Linked DNA regions of Homo sapiens: region 2 is linked to region 1. Evidence: chromatin loops called from intact Hi-C (ENCODE). Cell type or tissue: tibial artery. All regions are shown on one strand. Links, peaks and the distances in the headings refer to the core of each region. The heading gives the core; the rest is flanking DNA. Region 1 has its middle 77 kb from the start of LINC02420. Region 2 overlaps LOC105369812 (a long non-coding RNA gene).

Evidence for each region. Hi-C counts contacts between places; a loop is a spot of excess contacts. Peaks named below come from ENCODE experiments on the same cell type or tissue, not always from the same donor. Only the 100,000 strongest peaks of a DNase experiment are listed, where the experiment ranks them.
Region 2: it touches region 1 in a loop (1.9-fold over the local background); 45 of 110 quality-filtered maps call a loop at or near these places.

The regions. Positions count from the first base shown.
Region 1 is chr12:67,363,241-67,367,639 of GRCh38, forward strand. No RefSeq gene overlaps it. Among named protein-coding and RNA genes, the nearest start is that of LINC02420, 77 kb to the right of the region's middle. In tibial artery, for the core only: no CTCF peak of the experiment used is centred there; no DNase peak of the experiment used is centred there.
Region 2 is chr12:67,413,182-67,417,580 of GRCh38, forward strand. The region is part of intron 1 of LOC105369812 (a long non-coding RNA gene); the gene reads left to right. Among named protein-coding and RNA genes, the nearest start is that of LINC02420, 27 kb to the right of the region's middle. In tibial artery, for the core only: no CTCF peak of the experiment used is centred there; no DNase peak of the experiment used is centred there; H3K27ac peaks cover 506 bases.

The DNA of each region.
Region 1 (4,399 bases), core at 146-4,145:
CTGAATACATTGTAGAGGGCCAGGCAAAACCATTGCAGGGGAGGAAAAATTGCCTCCTTCTACCTTTCTAGGTTCTTGCTGGTGTAGAAATTAAATTGACATAGGATTAACAGAAGAAAACAATTTTAATTATGTGCATGGGAGTCCCACAAAAGTATGATACCTAAAGAAGTTGTCAGATGATTAAGGTTTATGTGTCACCTGGAACTACAGAAAAGAATAGAGATTTGGGGTTGGGGGACAAGAGTGGAGGCAAATTACAGGAGGCTGGGAGGAAAGGCCAAATTAAGAGGAGATGGCCATGAAAAGCAGGTTAAACAAAAGTAAGATTTGTTATGCCTTCACCATTGATTGAGTCTCGAGATTTAGTTGTCTTTTTCTTTCTGGTGCAGAGAGGGAAACACCATTACAAATGGAAGTTTTCTTTATTGATGTAAATTTCTCTTAAAAAGGGTAACTTTTTAGACATTCTGTGTCTGCAGTTTCTCAGAATAACCAGCTCAAAATAATCAATATGCCAAAAAGGCACATTTTAGGGTGGCATATTCTGATCTCCCGCAGTCATATTTTGGTGTGGTGTGTCCTGAACCCATCATTTGTTCTTCAACATCAGCAAAAACCTGGAGAACTCAACCATTGCTGAGGCTTATTTGCAATGGTCAGCATCCAGTCTGGAAAACAGAACCCATGCCAGGCAGTAGAGGGCATTTATTATGGAAACTAGTTGAAGAGGCATTGGAAAAGTGAAAAGGGGGAAAAGGTGAGGCAACCTCGAGAGTAACAAAAGCAAGAAGACTTCATCACTCCTAGAGCTTCAGTAACTCCCTGTGGGCAAGATGTTCAACCCAGCTACTCTGTATTTCTCTAAAGTACTGGTTATGTAACAAGGAAAAGAGAATGGAGGTATCTGAGGAATAAAGACTCACTGATAAAATGAATGAGAATGAATGTAAGATTTGACCTTACATTAAGTCAGGAGTGGTAAAGCAGCCAGGGGCAAAACTTTGAGAACAGCAGCCAAGGGGGAATGGTCTTGGAGAGGCCTGGGACTGTTCTGGCCAGGTGAGGTGGTCTCCACCCACAGGGAGGTGAGGATTTGGACTCAGAGCTCTTGGCTTATCTCAAGTGTGAAAGAGAACCAGCTGTGTTTATTTACATTTCTAGGAGAAGAAGCTATCTGGGAGGCCATTCTTGACATGCAAACCACCTGGGGGGTCTGGCACCAGCATTTCTGGTGGCACTATTGATGTTGGCAGTTCTAATTACTCCAAAACACTTTTTCCCAGAGAGCATCAGTGAGGCCATAATTAAGGCAGGGTGTGAAGAGGCTTTGAGGAAAAATTCTCACTGTGCTTCAGTGGAGTTAATGCTTATTTTCTGCAAGTGATATTTCAAGAAGATAAGAACAGGTTCTAGTTTCCCCTAATATCCTCACCTAACTTCATCTAAAGAGACAGGTCTCAGCCAAGGTCTGCTGGTACTTTTGGGGGAAGTGTTCCCATCGTTTCCATCATTCTCTGCTTTGAGCTATAAGAAATGAAAGGAAAAAAATCATTTGAGACAAGATAAACAAAAAGAAATGATAGCTTTGTAAATGGTAATATATACTCCTACAGCATTGGTGTGAAAATACTATTTCCTGCACTATCAAAGCCAAGGTCAGGGATTTTATTTTAGGCAAAATTGTAAATGACGATTCAGAAGTCATTTAGTTAATAGAGGTACCCCTTGCCCTATTTACACTTTTCCCGTCCTCATTAACTTCTCCACCACTGTTGCTACCATCATAATTTATTTGGGGGGTATTGTGTGCTAGGATTTGTAAAACTGGTTGACTTTCTTGCTTATTAACATTTTTTATAAAAATATTTGAGGTAAGATAGGTTGAAAAAGATGACAAACAGTAAAATCCAGGGATTATTTGTGGATTTCACCATTCTGGGCCTATCCTATTCTTTTTAATCATCTATAAGCATTTATGATTATAATGCAAGGAATTCTTCATTTCTGGAAGTTATTATTTTTATCTTTTCTGGAAGTGAAATTACTTTTGGAATTCAGTAATTTCTTATCTGAAGAAAAATGTTCTCTTATCACAAATTCCCACTTTAGGACAAAAATGCTATTGAAGTTACAGTATTTAAATTTTTCTGTGGGATGAAACTTTGATTTTCATACTTTCAACTGGCATTTCTTATACAGTTGTGGTGCTGGGGGAGAAAAACATACAGCCAATGGGTCTCCAGAAGAAAAGGTCCCTAGAGTATTAACCCCTTCCTTCCACAGAGGAAGCCATACTCACGAGTGCACTTTGCTCATTGGGTAGTCAAAGCCCCATGAGCAGCCTAAATGCTATAATTTAGGAGGTCCCAGTCCTAACCTGTCCTTGTCCCCAGATGCCTCTCCCATGCAAAAAAAGTCTTCTGTTCGATGGCTGCCTGAAATTCTGCCCATTTGTTCTTTGTTTGAATTATCATCCTGGGCTTCTTTTTAAAATGCACATATTTCTGGGTGGGTTAGACAGTCATTGCCAGATAAGAATTGATTTTCAACCAGATTGCTTTCTGGGGACTCTAAGGCTTCTTGGAGGTTATAATGCGAGACAACACAGGGCAGCATTTCTGGAGCGTCTTTGAGGGGGCCAGAGAGAAAAGTGCCAAGCTGTGTACAAGGAGCATGCAATAGCAAAGAAGGCACCAGGGCCAATTTGGCTTATTGGAAATTTTGCCCAGAACATATCCTGTTGTTGACTGAACCATAACTACTACTAGAAATAATATTCCTCATTTGCAGAACTAGTAAAAACATCTTTGGAACTGTATTTCCAATTAAATGAATGACTATTTATTAAGCCATTATCATATACGGGATATTGAGTAAGGTAGTGTTGGTATTTACTGAGCATCTATTTATTACATGATATAAGTTTTGCATACATTATTTTACTTAATCTCCTCATCAACCCATTTTGCAGGCGATGAAACCTAAAGCAAGAGAAGTCAAGTTACTAGGTAGGGAGTGACAGACCTAGAATTCAAGTCTAGTTCTAGCCTTGTATTTTTAGAAACCATGTTTCTGAGCTTTTAATCAGGTCTGTGTGAAACTGCCTTTGCAAAAATTATGAAAGAGAAAAACCTGATTTAGGAAAATTATGACAATAAAAGAAATCTGACCTAACTGATTTCCTCTTGCTTTTAACCCTAAGCTGCCCTTGTTCATTCCTGGGAGTAGGCTAACTATGGGAAGAATTTAGTTATAGTTCAATTTAGAAACAAAGGATACAAACTCCTTCCTTGTTTGTACATCAGACTGCCTTTGTAAAACTAACCAATTAGCCACAAGATTAGAAATTATGACTCGGGAGTCATGCAGCCAGAGGCCACAAGATTCCTAACCTCCCAGCTGGATAACATCACTATTGTAAAATCTAAGATTGGTGTTCGAGGTATTTTTCAGATCCTGCATTCTGACGGACCAGCTGGTGCCACTTAGACCAATAAATTGCTTCATCTGGTCTTGTGGGCCCCACCCAGAAATTGACTCAGGACAAGAAGACAGCTTCGACCCCCCACTGCGTGATTTCATCCCTGACCCAACCAATCAGCATTCCCCATTTCCTAGGCCTCTGCCTGCCAAGCTATCATTAAAAATCCCTAGCGTCCAAATTTTCAGGGAGCTGATTTGAGTGATAATAACCTCCTGTCCTCTTGCTTAGCTGGCTCTGCATTTATTAAACACTCTGTTGCAAAAACCCACTGTCCTTGGTGCATTGGCTCTTCTGAGCAGTTGGCAAGATGAACCTTGGGTGATTACATATGTGTCTAGAAGAGAGCTAATATATTGTGGTGGGATCATCTTTCTGCAGAGCACATAACACTTTTTAAAAAGCACTGAGTAATTACATGATGGGGAAATACCATAGACAATCTAGTGCCAGGTCTTGTGTGTCTCCCTTGGGTAAAATTATCTTCTATAATAAGGTCATGTTAATTTTTTAGATGCAAATAACATGTACATAGGATATGAGACATTGCAGAACTCACAGCTGAGGTACACATGTGCTGCTAGTTAAAAACATTGAGAGACGGCCGGGTGCGATGGCTCACACTTGTAATCCCAGCACTTTGGGAGGCTGAGGCGGGCAGATCGCCTGAGGTCAGGAGTTCGAGACCAGCCTGGTCAACATGGTGAAACCTTGTCTTTACTAAAAATACAAAAATTAGAGAGGTGTGGTGGCAGGCGCCTATAATCCCAGCTACTCGGGAGGCTGAGGCAGGAAAGTTGCTTGAACCCGGGAGGCAGAGGTTGCAGTGAGCCGAGATCAAGCCACTGCACTCCAGCCTGGGCGACAGAGTGAGACTCCATCTCAAAACAAAACAAAATTTTGAGAGACATTTTG
Region 2 (4,399 bases), core at 221-4,220, 50 kb after region 1:
TGGCAGGGAATGGAAGTCCATTTCCCAAGTCCTTCAGAGGCTCTGCCAATACTTTTAGATGTGCTTCACAACTGCCAATCTTTCTCCAATTAACGTTCCATTTATGGAACTAAATGACTTCCCCTTTGAATATAAATTCTCCTCTATAACGTTTCCTCAGTTTTTTTCTTTAAAACCTTATTCTAGAAAATATTAATAGGCACTCAATGAAAAAGGAGTCTCATCAAAGAACATATTCAGGAAATACTGAGCTAAACAAGAGTCATACTGGTTTTTTCTTCAGTGCGTGACTTTTCAGAGCACTTAATATGTTAATGTGCATCTTCAGTTTCCAAGAGGGGAGAAACAAAATACAGCGTTTCCAGAACTTACTTAGTTATGGGTTCCTTTTTGCCAAGATCATCTACTAGGCTAGTGTTCTATGAAACCTTCTTTGGGAAAGGATGCTGCCTGGTGACTAGAGCAGTCCTGTGTTCAGCACTGGAAGCTTGGTTCTGCTTCACATATTTTGAGACAAGCAGATGTGTTCATTGGTTTGTCACAGGACAATCTAGTTCCATTCCCTAAGGCACTTTTACTGAAAGGCTGAGTCAGTTTTTTGCAATCAGGCACAACACTCCCTGTACCTGACTGAGCTTGCAATTCTAGCTCTGTGATGAGCGTCGCTGTTCTAGCTCTAAGTGTTGGCCTGGGGGCAGCATCCTGTGTCTGTCAGGGGGCAATGTGCCCCACTCAGGCAATACATGGGAAAGGAGGACCTGGAGTACTGCCGTGATGGACTTAAGTGACGTTGGTGTAAGAGCAGTCCATTTTCCATTTAAGCTGACTGGGAAACAGCAGCAGTTACAAATGACAGCTATGTCTGCAGAGGCTGACTTTCTCTTCATCCTCCCTTCTTTCTGGCTTTTGAGGGTAACCAGGGGAGCAGCAAAGAACAGTGTTTTCTTTATCTCGTAAATGGGTGTCATTCTTCAGCAGGTGTTACAGATCCGGGCCTCTCAGTCTTGAAGGTGCACGGGAATTCCCTGGGGATCATGGTAAATGCAGGTTTCAGGGCCTCACTTCTAGAAATCCTTATATGGCAGATCTGGAATGAGACATTGTCATCTGTAGTTATTTTTATCTTTATGCCTTTGCTCTCATATACTTGAGTTAATTTCCTAAAAATAACTATTTTCTTACATAATCACAGTACAATGATCAAAATTAGTAAATTAGACTTGTTATGATAGTGTTATCTAAATCTATAGATCTTATTCTAATCTCTCTAATTGTCCCAATCATTTACTTTCTAGCAAACCCTCCCTGAAAAAACAGCTCTGACTCAGGCCAAAGGGGCCAGATGTTCGAGGTTATCAAATTACCCCAGGCCTAAGACAATAGGAAGCAATGGAATATGGTGGAAATGGTGGCTAACTCGGGTGAATCCCCTGCCTAAAGACATTTACATTGAAATTTCTTAAACACAATACCAGCCTATGTTGTGGTCTCGCATGCACCCCACTTTCAGCTTCTCTGTGCCTTGCCCATACCTGCTACTATATCTTTGTAGTTTGAGGCTTCCCAAGCTACGTGATTTCCCTGTCCACAGCTCTCTCGCTCCCCTAACAGAATACCCCACTGTGCCAGGCATCACAACCATTATGCCTAAAGTCAGTTATTATGCCCATGAGGCAATCTTCGATCCATTCAGACAAATGGATAAATGCTGGTTAGAAATGCTAGGTGGGCTTGTGAGTTTTTAAGCTTATTAAACACAAGACAAAATATTGCCTTTTAAACTAGCTGCTGCAATGCTGTTGAAGTGGTTTGTGTCAAAAAACACTCCCTGAAAACTAAGGAGGTGGTTCTGGTAGCTGGTGAGAATCAGGTATCATCCCAGTAATTCAACGTTTCTTAGGAAAACAGCAGGCAATAGAAACACAATAAAGTTTTGATTAGATGCAACTAGAAGAAATTGCCTTCCTTCAGAAAGGCATTCTCTTCTTTCGTGTTTTGAGGAAGTTGGCTATGTAGAAGACAGAAGTCTGACTTTTCTGCTTACTGGAACCTGGGCCATTAAAGCCACATTGCTAGCACTCCCATTGATTTGGTGATTTAACTCTGAGAGAGTAACTTCATTTTTAATTTCGTGGAGGGCATCTCCCCCATGGCTTCCAAGTACGATCTATGGTTCCCAATTAATCGAAACAACTTCCTTGTCACCTTTGCTCCCTTTCCCTGATATCATCTTAATATCAGGCAATGGTTCTGGAAAACAAAAGACATCTTCAGTTTGAATTATGTGTGTGGCAGTGGAGGGTGGCTTCTAGAATGTATGCACATTTAGGAAAATGGTTTGATTATTTAAAACTATGTTCTTTCTATGTAATGGTTCCCAGGCATCGAATCAATGCCAGGGCACTAACTGTATTAGAACTTTATTGAAGAGACATCTAGTGGGGCTGAGGCAGAAAATTGTCACTCTGAATTCTGCATCATCGGGGCTGGAGGATTCAGTGCCAAGAGGGACCTCTAGTGTTCTGCGAAGGTTCAGGCTTGATAATGTGAAGATTCTTCAGATGCCTTTTCCTATTTTCCATGTGTCAAACAAGAGCATACTTTTATTCAAAACTTGCCATTCTGCCTATGAAATAAAGAGGCATAGCCTATTCATAATTTCTGTCTAGGTGTTTTTAAGTCGATGAATTTAAATAAAGAAAATGTTTTCCATGGAGCACCAGGATACATTGTTTCCGTAGGCCTATAATACCAGATCTTATGTATTGTGCTCTCTACAGATTGGCACCAGGCTCAGCACTGCACATGGGTTACTTCATTTTTGTTTTTGAAATGGAGTTTTGCTCTTGTCGTCCAGGCTGGAGTGCAATGGAGCAATGTTGGCTCACTGCAATCTCTGCCTCCTGGGTTCAAGTGATTCTCCTGCCTCCACCTCCCTAACAGCTGGCATTACAGGTGCACGCCACCATGCCCAGCTAATTTTTGTATTTTTAATAGAGACAGGGTTTCGCCACGTTGGCCAGGCTGTCTTGAACTCCTGACCTCAGGTGATCCACCCGCCTCAGACTTCCAAAGTGCTGGGATTACAGGCGTGAGCCACCGTGCCTGGCCAGGTTGCTTCTTTTAACCATTATTAATTGTACTATTATTTTTCATTTTTCCAGTGAAGACACTGAGACAAATGAAGGTGAAGTTACCAAGTGTAGGTAACTCTTAAGTGGCAGGGCCTGACGTTGGTCTCATATCTCCCTTAATTCCAAAGCCTGTTTTCTGACCTGGCAAACTTTTAGCATAAATCTGAAGGGTAGACTAAAAGGTCACCCTTCCTCCTTCCCTGCTTCTCTCCCTTTTTTTTCTCCTTCCCTTTCTTCCTTCCTCCCTCCTTTTCCTTCTAGTTTCCTCCTAAAGGGAAACTTTTTCTTCCTTCCAGTCTTTTCTTTATTCTCCCAAACTGGCAAATATATCCATTTTCCATCAGAAGCTTGGTGACATTTGCAGAGGGAGTGGATTTTTTTTTGTCAGGGTTACACTAGGAATGGCATTTTGACAACTGCCAGGAATTGGCATGTTTTGTCTTGACATTGCTAAATAATCTCCCACATGAAATCAAAGCAGATATTTCATATGTCACTGCTGGGTAATGGCTTTTCTTGGGTTGTATCCAATCCAGAGAATGGACATTGTTTTATTTCCCTGATGAAAACTGTTATTTGGCCCTTTCTAGCTCTTAAATTATTCTATCTTAGAATTTCTATCTCAGCTGAAGAGGTAAATCTGTTTTAAAGAACAGGTGCTTTTTGCTAAAACAGAGGCATTGAGGTGAAGTGAATCATTCATTAGAAGTTGAACATTTGGAAGCCTTTAAACTTAATATAGTGCCTGGAATCTCATGGCTTCCTCAATCATTATTATTATTATTTTTATTTTTTGCTTTGTTTTGTTTCAGTTTTGAACAGAACCTAGGAGGAAGCTTTTTAGGCCTTTTGCTTAAAAACATATGATTAGGGCTGGGCGAGGTGGCTCACGCCTGTAATCCCAGCACTTTGGGAGGCCGAAGCGGGTGGATCACGAGGTCAAGAGCTTGAGACCAGCCTGGCCAACATGATGAAATCCCGTCTCCACTAAAAACACAAAAATTAGCTGGGCATGGTGGCACGTGGCTGTAATACCACCTACTCGGGAGGCTGAGGCAGGATAATTGCTTGAACCTGGGAGGTGGGGGTTGCAGTGAGCCAAGATCGCACCACTGCACTCCAGCATGGCAACAGAGTGAGACTCCATCTAAAACAAAACAAAACAAAACAAAACAACAAAAAACAAAAACAAAAGCAACAACAAAAAACATCCGATTAGGCCTTATATGGGGAGGTTGTGATTTGGGTGGTTGAGGGGACACTCT